Regions from separate parts of the Homo sapiens genome. Here region 2 is linked to region 1. The links are chromatin contacts, found by Hi-C or POLR2A ChIA-PET in ENCODE. All regions are on one chromosome and are shown on one strand. Each heading gives the region's core, a stretch centred on a gene start or an enhancer-like site at or near the end of the contact. The rest is flanking DNA. Distances are from core to core; before and after follow the strand shown.

What was found. A loop is a pair of places that touch in the nucleus more often than their neighbours do. ChIA-PET counts read pairs that join two places held with the same protein, here RNA polymerase II (POLR2A). Pooled maps may share reads with other maps.
Region 2: a map of breast epithelium shows a loop between it and region 1 (8-fold over the local background). The contact joins the promoter of LINC02570 here to the promoter of DHX16 in region 1. A Hi-C loop is called at or near these places in 2 of 168 maps with a recorded cell type or tissue (breast epithelium and naive thymus-derived CD4-positive, alpha-beta T cell) and 3 of 50 pooled maps. POLR2A ChIA-PET finds 5 or more read pairs at or near these places in 5 of 52 experiments (B cell, GM12878, H1 and 1 more).

What each region holds. Positions count from the first base shown.
Region 1 is chr6:30,670,209-30,674,782 of GRCh38, forward strand. DHX16 (DEAH-box helicase 16) reads right to left here and starts at 2,798. Exons shown (of 20, transcript NM_003587.5): 1 at 2,427-2,798; 2 at 828-1,066; 3 at 582-744; 4 at 202-258. The coding sequence starts at 2,633. RefSeq lists enhancers at 719-1,317, 2,513-3,109.
Region 2 is chr6:30,846,123-30,850,696 of GRCh38, forward strand. It overlaps LINC02570 (long intergenic non-protein coding RNA 2570), which reads right to left and starts at 2,037. Exons shown (of 3, transcript NR_134610.1): 1 at 1,846-2,037; 2 at 915-1,027. RefSeq lists an enhancer at 1,065-1,567.

The DNA.
Region 1 (4,574 bases), core at 1,548-4,047:
TACAACTTAAGAAGGATCCTTCCCTCAACAACATAAGTCTATCCTCAGCTGGCTCCTAACAACCAAGCCCCTCTTCTAGAAACCTGACCACCCCATCAGCATCCACACTGTGCTTCCTCTGTATCCTCTCTCCCTATACACTCTATCAGAAAGTCTTTCCTTTTGTCTTCTGATCTTGGCTCCCTAGGCCCTGGGACTCACCATGGCCTTCCGGTCTTCCTCGGCCATCTTGAGGCGCTTCTGAGCCTCTTCATAAGCCTAGAAGAAAAAACAAGAATGGAGGGGTGTGAGGCCAAAGAGCCCCCACACTGACAGCTGCTCCCCTCTAGAATCACAAGGATCATTCAGATGCGCCCTAACACAAAAAATGTCCCCTCTCAGTGAGGAATCTCTCTGATTGCAGGTACAGCAGACAGTTGTCTTAGCCACAGGATGCACAGGGCTTCTCTCACCACAGAGGTGAACATCTCACTAGAGACAGCCCCTTGTCTTCCCAGAGATCACTATCTCTGCACTCACAGCCAACCTCAGATTTCACCCTGGGATCTTGGGGATTTACAGAACATGCTGCTCCTATTCACCTTCTTGTCTGACCGTTCCAGGACATTTCGAGTCCGATCCTTGTCCCGCTGTCGAACCCGCTCAGCAAAGGCATCACGCTCCTCCAGGTCCTGAAGGCGTTCACGCTCTGTCCGTTCCCACTCATCTTCCGACTCTGGCTTCTCTGTCTGCTGTTTACTCCCCCTGCAGCCCATCCAGGGGATTAAATAAGGGCATAGAGAACACTTCAGCCTGCCCCATCCTCTCTCACCCTGCTTCTGACTTACCCTGTTTTCTTCTTCCCTTTCTCAGAAGCCTCTTCCTCCTCTTCTTCCTCACGCTTCTTCCTGAGGTGTTTCCGCTTTTTACGTTTCTTCTGGAGGCTGCTTCCAGCCCTACTCACAGTCTCCTCACTGCTCTCTTCACTGTCTTCCAGTAACCTATAAGATCGGTTCTTCTCCAGCAGGGCCCGGGCCTCTCGCTCTGCTGCCCGAGCTGGCTTTTCTACCACTGCCTTTCGTGGTACCTGTCAGTAGAGGGGAAGATAAGGAGGTCTGAGCAACTCCTGATCTCTGCCCTCCCACTTAGCTCTGTTCCTAATTTAAGCAATTACTTAGTCTTTCCTGCCCCCGCGGCCCGGCCCCACTGTCAGGCAATGGCGTGATCTCGGCTCACTTCAACCTCCGCCTCCCAGGTTCAAGCAATTCTCCTGCCTCAGCCTCCCAAGTAGCTGAGATTACAGGCACATGCCACCACGCCCGACTATTTTTGTATTTTTAGTAGAGATGAGGTTTCACCATGTTGGCCAGGCTGGTCTCAAACTCCTGACCTCATGATCCACTCACCTCAGCCTCCCAAAGTGCTGGGATTACAGGCATGAGCCACCACACCCGGGCACAATTACTTAGTTTTAAACCAGCTAACCAGCATTCATTCTCTTTCTTCCTCATGGCTTCACCCCATCTTCATCATCCTGAATGGGGTTTTTTATTTTTTTTTACAGACAGGGTTTCACTCTGTCCCTCTTGGGCTCAAGGGATCCTCCCACCTCAGGCTCCTAAGTAGCTAGAAACACAGGTGCACACTACCACGCTCAACTAATTTTTAATTTTTTTGTAGGACGAAGGTTTCGCCATGTTGCCCAGGCTGGTCTCGAACTCCTGGGCTCAAGTAATCCTCCTGCCTCAGCCTCCCGGGGTGCTGGGATTACAGGTGTGAGCCACTGCACCCGGCCCCCTCTGTTAATTAAACGACTGAAAGGAAGTTCAGAAGATGAGGGGGGCCGGGCATGGTGGCTCACGCCTGTAATCTCAGCACTCTGAGGGGGCTGAGAGAGGATTGCTTGAGCTGAGGAGTTAGAGACCAGCCTGCGCAACACACCAAGGCCTCATCTCTAAAAATAAAAATAAAAATAAAAGATATTAGCCGGGGGTGGTGGCGCGCGCCCGTAGTCCCAGCTACCGGGGAAGATGAGGTGGGAGGGTCGCTTCAACCAGGGAGGTCGACGCTGTAGTGAGCCGTGATCTTACGACCGCACTCCAGCCTGGGCGACGGGGCGAGCGAGACTGTGTCTCTCAAAAAAAAAAAAAAGAAAGAAAGAAATGCAGAAACTAAGATCCCTACTGAATCGCAATCTGCATTTTAACAAGAACCTTGGATGCATGTTAAGAGTTCGAGAAACACCGTTCTATTGCGCTTAACCCGACACACCTAAGCCCTCCTCAATCTTCTCCACTGAGCTGGGCGTCCAGCAGCTAGCACAGTACCTACGCGACAACGGACAAAGAATAAGTGCTTGTGAACTGAGCTTTCTTAACTTCTCGATGGACCGTTAGGCCAGCCTCACCGGGACAAATCACAGGGCCCCTCCCCACCCCTGCCGACACCTTGTTCCAGAGTCTCAGGGCGAAGTCCCGGGCCGGCCCACTGAGATCCAAGGTATCAGTGTCTCGTAGGCGCTGCACGAACTCCTCGGCAGAGGTGCAGCGCTGTGCGGTACCGATCAGAAACTGGGCGACGTGCCGCTCGCTCAGCCCCAACACCGAGTGCAGCTCGTCCTGAACCCAGCGCTCCAGACCCGCCGGCGTCGCCATGGCGACTCACGCTCCCTGCTCCCGGCCCTGAAGCGTCGGGCAGCCGCGCTCACTGCTGGGCCGGTCAGAGGCCTGGAGCCCTCGGCTGGAGCCTCAGCTTCGCAAGTCAGCTACCTTGGGACCTCTAGGATCTTCCGACATCCCAAAGCTGTCTTCCCGTACCGCGGAGCCCGGAAGGGGCTGTACTTTTTCGGCCTCTAAGCACTACGGTGGCCGAGCGAGTTCAAACCTCGCGGAACCATACCTGAAAACTCGGGGTAATTCTTTTTTCTTCATTTCGCCTCTGTCCAGTTTCTCTGACGCCCCCTGATGGTCAGTCTGTGAGTGCTTCGCTCACGCATTCATTCAACAAGTGAAATTAATTTAATGGATGCCTAATGTGTGCTCATTGCTTTCCGTCCCTGGGATATAGCAGAGGACAAATCAAAAGTTCCTTACCAAATTTACATTTTGCGGTGGGGGAGGGACAGGATACATAATAAAGAAAGTATGGAAATTTTATAGAGCCAAAAACTATACAAAGTAAGGGAGGAATGAAATTCTATTTCAGATTGGAAGATCGGGTCCATGCTCATAAAACATATTAGCATTGTTGGCCGGGCGCGGTGGCTCATGCCTGTAATCCCAGCACTTTGGGAGGCCAAGGCGGGCGGATTATCTGAGGTCAGGAGTTCGAGACCAGCCTGGCCAAGATGGCGAAACCCTGTCTCTACTAAAAATATAAAAATTAGCCTGGCGTGGTGGTGTGCGCCTGTAGTCCCAGCCACTCGGGAGGCTGAGGCAGGAGAATCATTTGAACATGGGAAGCAGAGTTTGCAGTGAGCCGAGATCCCACCACGGCACTCCAGCCTGAGCAACAGAGGAAGTCTCTGTCTCAAACAAACAAAAAAGTGACCGTTGCTAGGACTGGTTTGCCTGCAGCAGGAGTGAAGACAGGTCAGGTATAAGGGAAGACCTCTAGGCAGGAAGAAACTGGGGAACTGGGGAAAGTTGTTAAAGACAAAATCTCCAAACTAAGGAACAGGCAAACTGTGTTCTGCATTTTTGCTTAACAGCTTGAGAAAATCACTGGTGGCTGCTTATTTAAAAGTAAGCAAGGCCAGGTGCAGTGGCTCTTGCTGTAATCCCAGCACTTTGGGAGGCTGAGGCAGGAGGATATCTTGAGACCAGGGGTTTGAGACCAGCCTGGGCAACAGGGTGAGACCCCACCATCTCTACAAAAAATTAGCCAGGTGTGGAGGTGTGCACCTGTAGTCCCAGCTACTCTGGAGACTGAGACAGGAGAATTTTTTTTTTTTTTTTTGGAGACAGAGTCTCGCTCTGTTGCCCAGACTGGAGTGCAATGGCACGATCTCGGCTCACTGCAACTTCCGCCTCCCAGGTTCAAGTGATTCTCCTGCCTCAGCCTCCTGAGTAGCTGGAATTACAAGTGTGACAAGCACATGCCATCACGCCCAGCTAGTTTTTGTATTTTTAATACAGATGGGGTTTTACCATGTTGGTCAGGCTGGTCTCAAACTCCTGACCTCATGATCCGCCCGTCTCGGCCTCCCAAAGTGCTGGGATTACAGGCGTGAGCCACCGCACTGGGCCTGAGACAGGAGAATCTCTTGAGCCCAGGAGCCAGAGGTTGCAGTGAGCCGAGGTCAGGCACTCCAACCTAGGCAACAGACCAAGACTATGCTCAAAAAAAAAAAACAAACAAAACAAAAAGCTGAATTTGTTACTCGATGCTCTGCTGTCTGATTTGTTTGATCCTGCATCATACTTTTGTGATTAATTGCAGTTACCAGGCACTACTGTTAGGAAATGAAACATTGTTCTTATTAATAGCCACAAGTGGATCTACATCACTGACTTTTTTTTTTTTTTTTTTGGAAAGGGAGTCTCGGAGTCTCACTCTGTCGCCCAGGCTGGAATGCAGTGGCGTGATCTTGGCTC
Region 2 (4,574 bases), core at 787-3,286, 180 kb after region 1:
ACCTGGGATTTCCAGAGCAGCCTAGGCAACATAGTGAGAACCCATTTCTTTTTTTGTCTTTTCTTTTCTTTTCTTTTTTTTTTGAGATGGAGTTTTGCTCTTGTTGCCCAGGCTGGAGTGCAATTGCGCGGTCTCAGCTCACTGCAACCTCTGCCTCCTGGGTTCAAGTGATTCTCCTGCCTCAGCCTCTTGAGTAGCTGGGATTACAGGCACGTGCCACCATGCCCGGCTAAGTTTTTGTATTTTTAGTGGAGATGGGGTTTTACCATGTTGGCCAGGCTGGTCTCGAACTCCTGACCTCAGGTGATTCACCCCCCTCAGCCTCCTAAAGTGCTGGGATTACAGGCATGAGCCACCATGCCAGGTGGGGGTAGGTGGGGAAGCCCATTTCTATTAAAAAAAAAAAAAAAAAAGGCCAGGTGTGGTGGCTCATGCCTGTAATCCCAGCACTTTGGGAGGTCAAGGCAGGAGGATCACCTGAGATCAGGAGTTCGAGACAAGCCTGCCCAACATGGTGAAACCCCGTCTCCACTAAAAATACAAAAAATTAGCCGGGCATGGTAGCACGTGCCTGTAATCCCAGATACTCGGGAGGCTGAGGCAGGAGAATCACTTGAACCCAGGAGGCGGAGGTTGCAGTGAGTTGAGATCCTGCCACTGCACTCTAGCCTGGGTGACAGAGGGAGACTCCATCTCCAAAGGAAAAAAAAAAAGAGAAAGTAAAATTTGTACTTCAATTCAGAGATTATAAACAATGTATACTTGACTTTGTGGCAGTGATCACTATTGTACAATAGTTACTTAAACTCAGGAGGCAGAGGCTGCAGTGAGCCAAGATAGCTCCACTGCACTCCAGCCTGGGTGACAGAGCGAGACTCTGTCTCAAAAAAAAAAAAAAAAAAAAAGTTACTCACTCATTTGTTCTGCAGAATCTATTTATTGCTGTGTTCACAGAAAAGGAAGCATCAAGACGGCAAAGCTCTTTGATGAAAAGCCAGGCGTACTCACACACACAACTGAGAAAGTTCTGGAAGTAGGAGAAAACGTCTTTAAGGCATATAGGCTAAACTTATATAAATATTGTTAGTGTTTGCCAAAACAGGGATAATCTAGTAAAATCAGAGATACAAAGCCAGAACAGAGAATTGGTAAGTAAAAAATTGTTAAGAATGTATATTGGCTGGGCGCGATGGCTCATGCCTGTAATACTAGCACTTTGGGGAGGCTGAGGGGGGCAGATTGCTTGAGCTCAGGAGTTTGAGACCAGCCTGGGCAACCCTTTCACTACTGAAAATACAAAAAAAAAAAAAAAAAAAACCAAAAACAAAACTGGGCGTGCTGGTGCGCACGTGTGGTCCCAATTACCCTGGAGGCTAATGTGGAAGGATCGCTTGAGCCCAGAGTGTGGGGGTGGGGGTTGGGAGGCAAGGTTGCAGTGAGCCTGGATTGCACCACTGCACTTCAGCCTGGGTAACAGAGCGAGACCTTGTCTCAAAAAAAAAAAAAGTATCAAAAGGCCTAGGAATTTGTTCTCCAGGTAAATCTGCCCTCCCTCATCTCTAACCTTTATGAAATCACCCAAATGGAGACATCACAGCAAGGCCCCGACAAGGAAATGAGGAATGTAGGTGGATAAGGGACTGGAATAGTGCAGCACAACACTAACTACAGGTTTCAGCCCCAATGAGATTGCCCTCACTTCCGCCGCCAGCCACAAGTGTGGAGGTCCCCAGGCTACTCGCTCCTCTGACCAACTGGCTACTAATCTGGGGGGTACCCACAACCCCCTCGGGTTTGATAATTTGCTAGAACAACTCACCAAACTCAGGAGAATGTTATACTTACGATTACAGGCTTGTTACAAAGGATACAAATCAGGAGGACCAGACTAATGAAGACACACGTAGGGCGGGGTCTGGGCGGGTCTTCCATGCAGAGCTTCTGTGTCTTCTCTCTGTGAATCAGGTTGTGTCACCCTCCTGGCACATGGATGTGTTCACCAACCAGGAAGCTCCACCAAATTTTGGCGTCCAGAGTTTTCATTACATAGGCACAATTGGTTGACTCATTTGCCACCGAATTGAACGCAATCTCTAGTCCTCCCACCCTCCGTCGAGGTTGGGCTGGCTCTAAGGCCCAATCCTTTTATTATGTGATCTTTCTGATGACCAACCTCCCATCGTGAGTTCTCTCTTAGCATAAGCCCAGGTGTGATCCAAGGGGCTCATGAATAACAAAGATACTCATATTACTCAGGAGATTCCAAGGATTTAGTTTCCCTCCTAGGAACCAGGGACAAAGGGCAGTCAAATTCTTTATTGTTATCACAGAGACACAGTAATATAATATGATACAGCAGAAGAGAGGTGAGGAATGTTGCCATGCCTTGAGAAGCCTATCACAAGAGCTTTAAGGAATTCACACTTAAATATTAATAGGTACATTATGAAAGAAATCAGCCAAGTACAGTCTTTTCTTATTATGGAATCTAGTTATTGCAGGAATTGAAAAATTGATGTAATAAAGCCTAGAATGCAATAAAGGAATCGGCATTCAAGTAGATGAGAGAGGTTGGGGAATATGTCAAGATGCAAAAGTGAGAGAGCTGTCACAGTTTACTTACTCTGCAATCTCTGAGGATGGAACAGGATCAAAGATGAAGCCAGGAAGCACAGAGTAGTTTTCTTCCTCCCTAATCTCATCCCTTGTTTTCATTTGGCACTTTAAAAAATTTCCACATTTATATTCATATGGAATTGATTTTGAGTATAGAGAGATAATTCTAATTATTATTGTTTTTCAAATGTTAGCCAGTTGAACCATTTATCATAATCAAGGTGATAATATGGCTTATTTTCTTTGGCCTACAGAGATGATAAATTTGAATATATTTTAAAATATAAAACTATCTTTAAAATTTGAATATATTTGAATATGATACATTTGAATATATTTTAAAACATAGAGCTATCTTTGTACTCCTGGTTAGTCATGGTGCATTTTTTTTTAATACTTCATATTAAATTTTTACCTTCTGGATTGAGACACTAGAGTTCTTAAAGGTTCTTTCAGAAATTCTTCCTATATTCAGTATGCTACCAGAAAACCTCTTACAACTAACCTTACAGAAGATACTGTTTTCTTTGTACTTTGTCCAATATCAAAGGAAACCTCCAAGTTCCAAGGAGGTCAGGCTACTAATACCCACAAATGAATTCTGATGAGATCATTACACAATAAACAATAACTGTTGCTTATTACATGCTTACTTTGTACTAGGCAGGACTAAGATAAGTATTATTTAAGTTTTAAGATCATTCTTAATTTCTTGTCAAAAGTATACTGGTTTGCAAAGTAATGAATAAAATAAATCTTTAACAATATCCCTATAGTAAAGACAATGGTGAACTTCTTATGCCTCTTTTAAAAAACTCTGCTTATGATGACAATTTCAAACATACACAGAAGCCGTGAGTATATAATGAGTCTTGCTGTATCCATCACAAAGTTTTAAAAACTGTCAAAAGTTGACCATACTCACTTAATCTACTCCTACCACTTTTTCAGCTGGAGATCTTTTAAAGCAAATTCTACACATTGTGCCATATCATCCATAAATTATTTTGCATTACATCCCATTCTTATTGAGTCCCTGCAAGCTGAGAGCCGACTGCCAAAGCACAATTCACTGTAAGAGATTCTGTGAAGGGTTAAAACAAACAGTCCAAATTCACAGTGCTGCAAATGTCTGTAATTGCATAATCTGCAAAATATATTCTTCAAGAAATCCTCTGTGCACTTGGTTTCCCTTAACTGAGTTTTTTTTTCTTCTTCAGACCAGATTAATTGATGAGAACTGACAAGCAGGGGAGAGAGGTGATGTTTAAGGTTATATATTTTGGCAAAAAATTATGAGTGTAAATTGTGCTTGTTTCTGATTAAGAGAGGTCCATTAATCAGAAAGTAAACTTGGCATCCTCGTAGAAAAATCACATAGCTTAACAAGAATTCATGACTCTGAATTGCTGCACAGACAGGTAGCATGAGTTCTTGGCAGGATTCTTTCAGCTGAGCTGTTTTCCATTAGAATGGTGTCTGATATGGTTTAGCTGGGTCTCCACCCAAATCTCATCTTGAATTGTAGTTCCCTTAATCCCCACGTGTCATGAGAGGGACCTGGTGGGAGGTAACTGAATCATGAGGGGCAGGTTTTTCCCATGCTATTCTTCTTGTGATAGTGAATAAGTCTCATGAGATCTCATGGTTTTATAAAGGTAGTTCTGCACACGCTCTTGCCTGCTGCCATGTAAGACATGCCTTTGCTCCTCCTTCATCTTCCACCATGATTTTGAGGGCCTCCTCAGCCATGTGGAACTGTGAATGCATTAAACCTCTTTTTCTTTATAAATTACCCAGTGTCAGGTATTTATTCATAGCAGTATGAAAACGGACTAATACGGCTGGGTGCAGTGGCTCATGCCTGTAATCCTAGCACTTTGAGAGGCCGAGGCAGGTGAATCATTTGAGGCCAGGAGTTCAAGATCAGCCTGGTGGTCAATATGGTGAAACCCCAT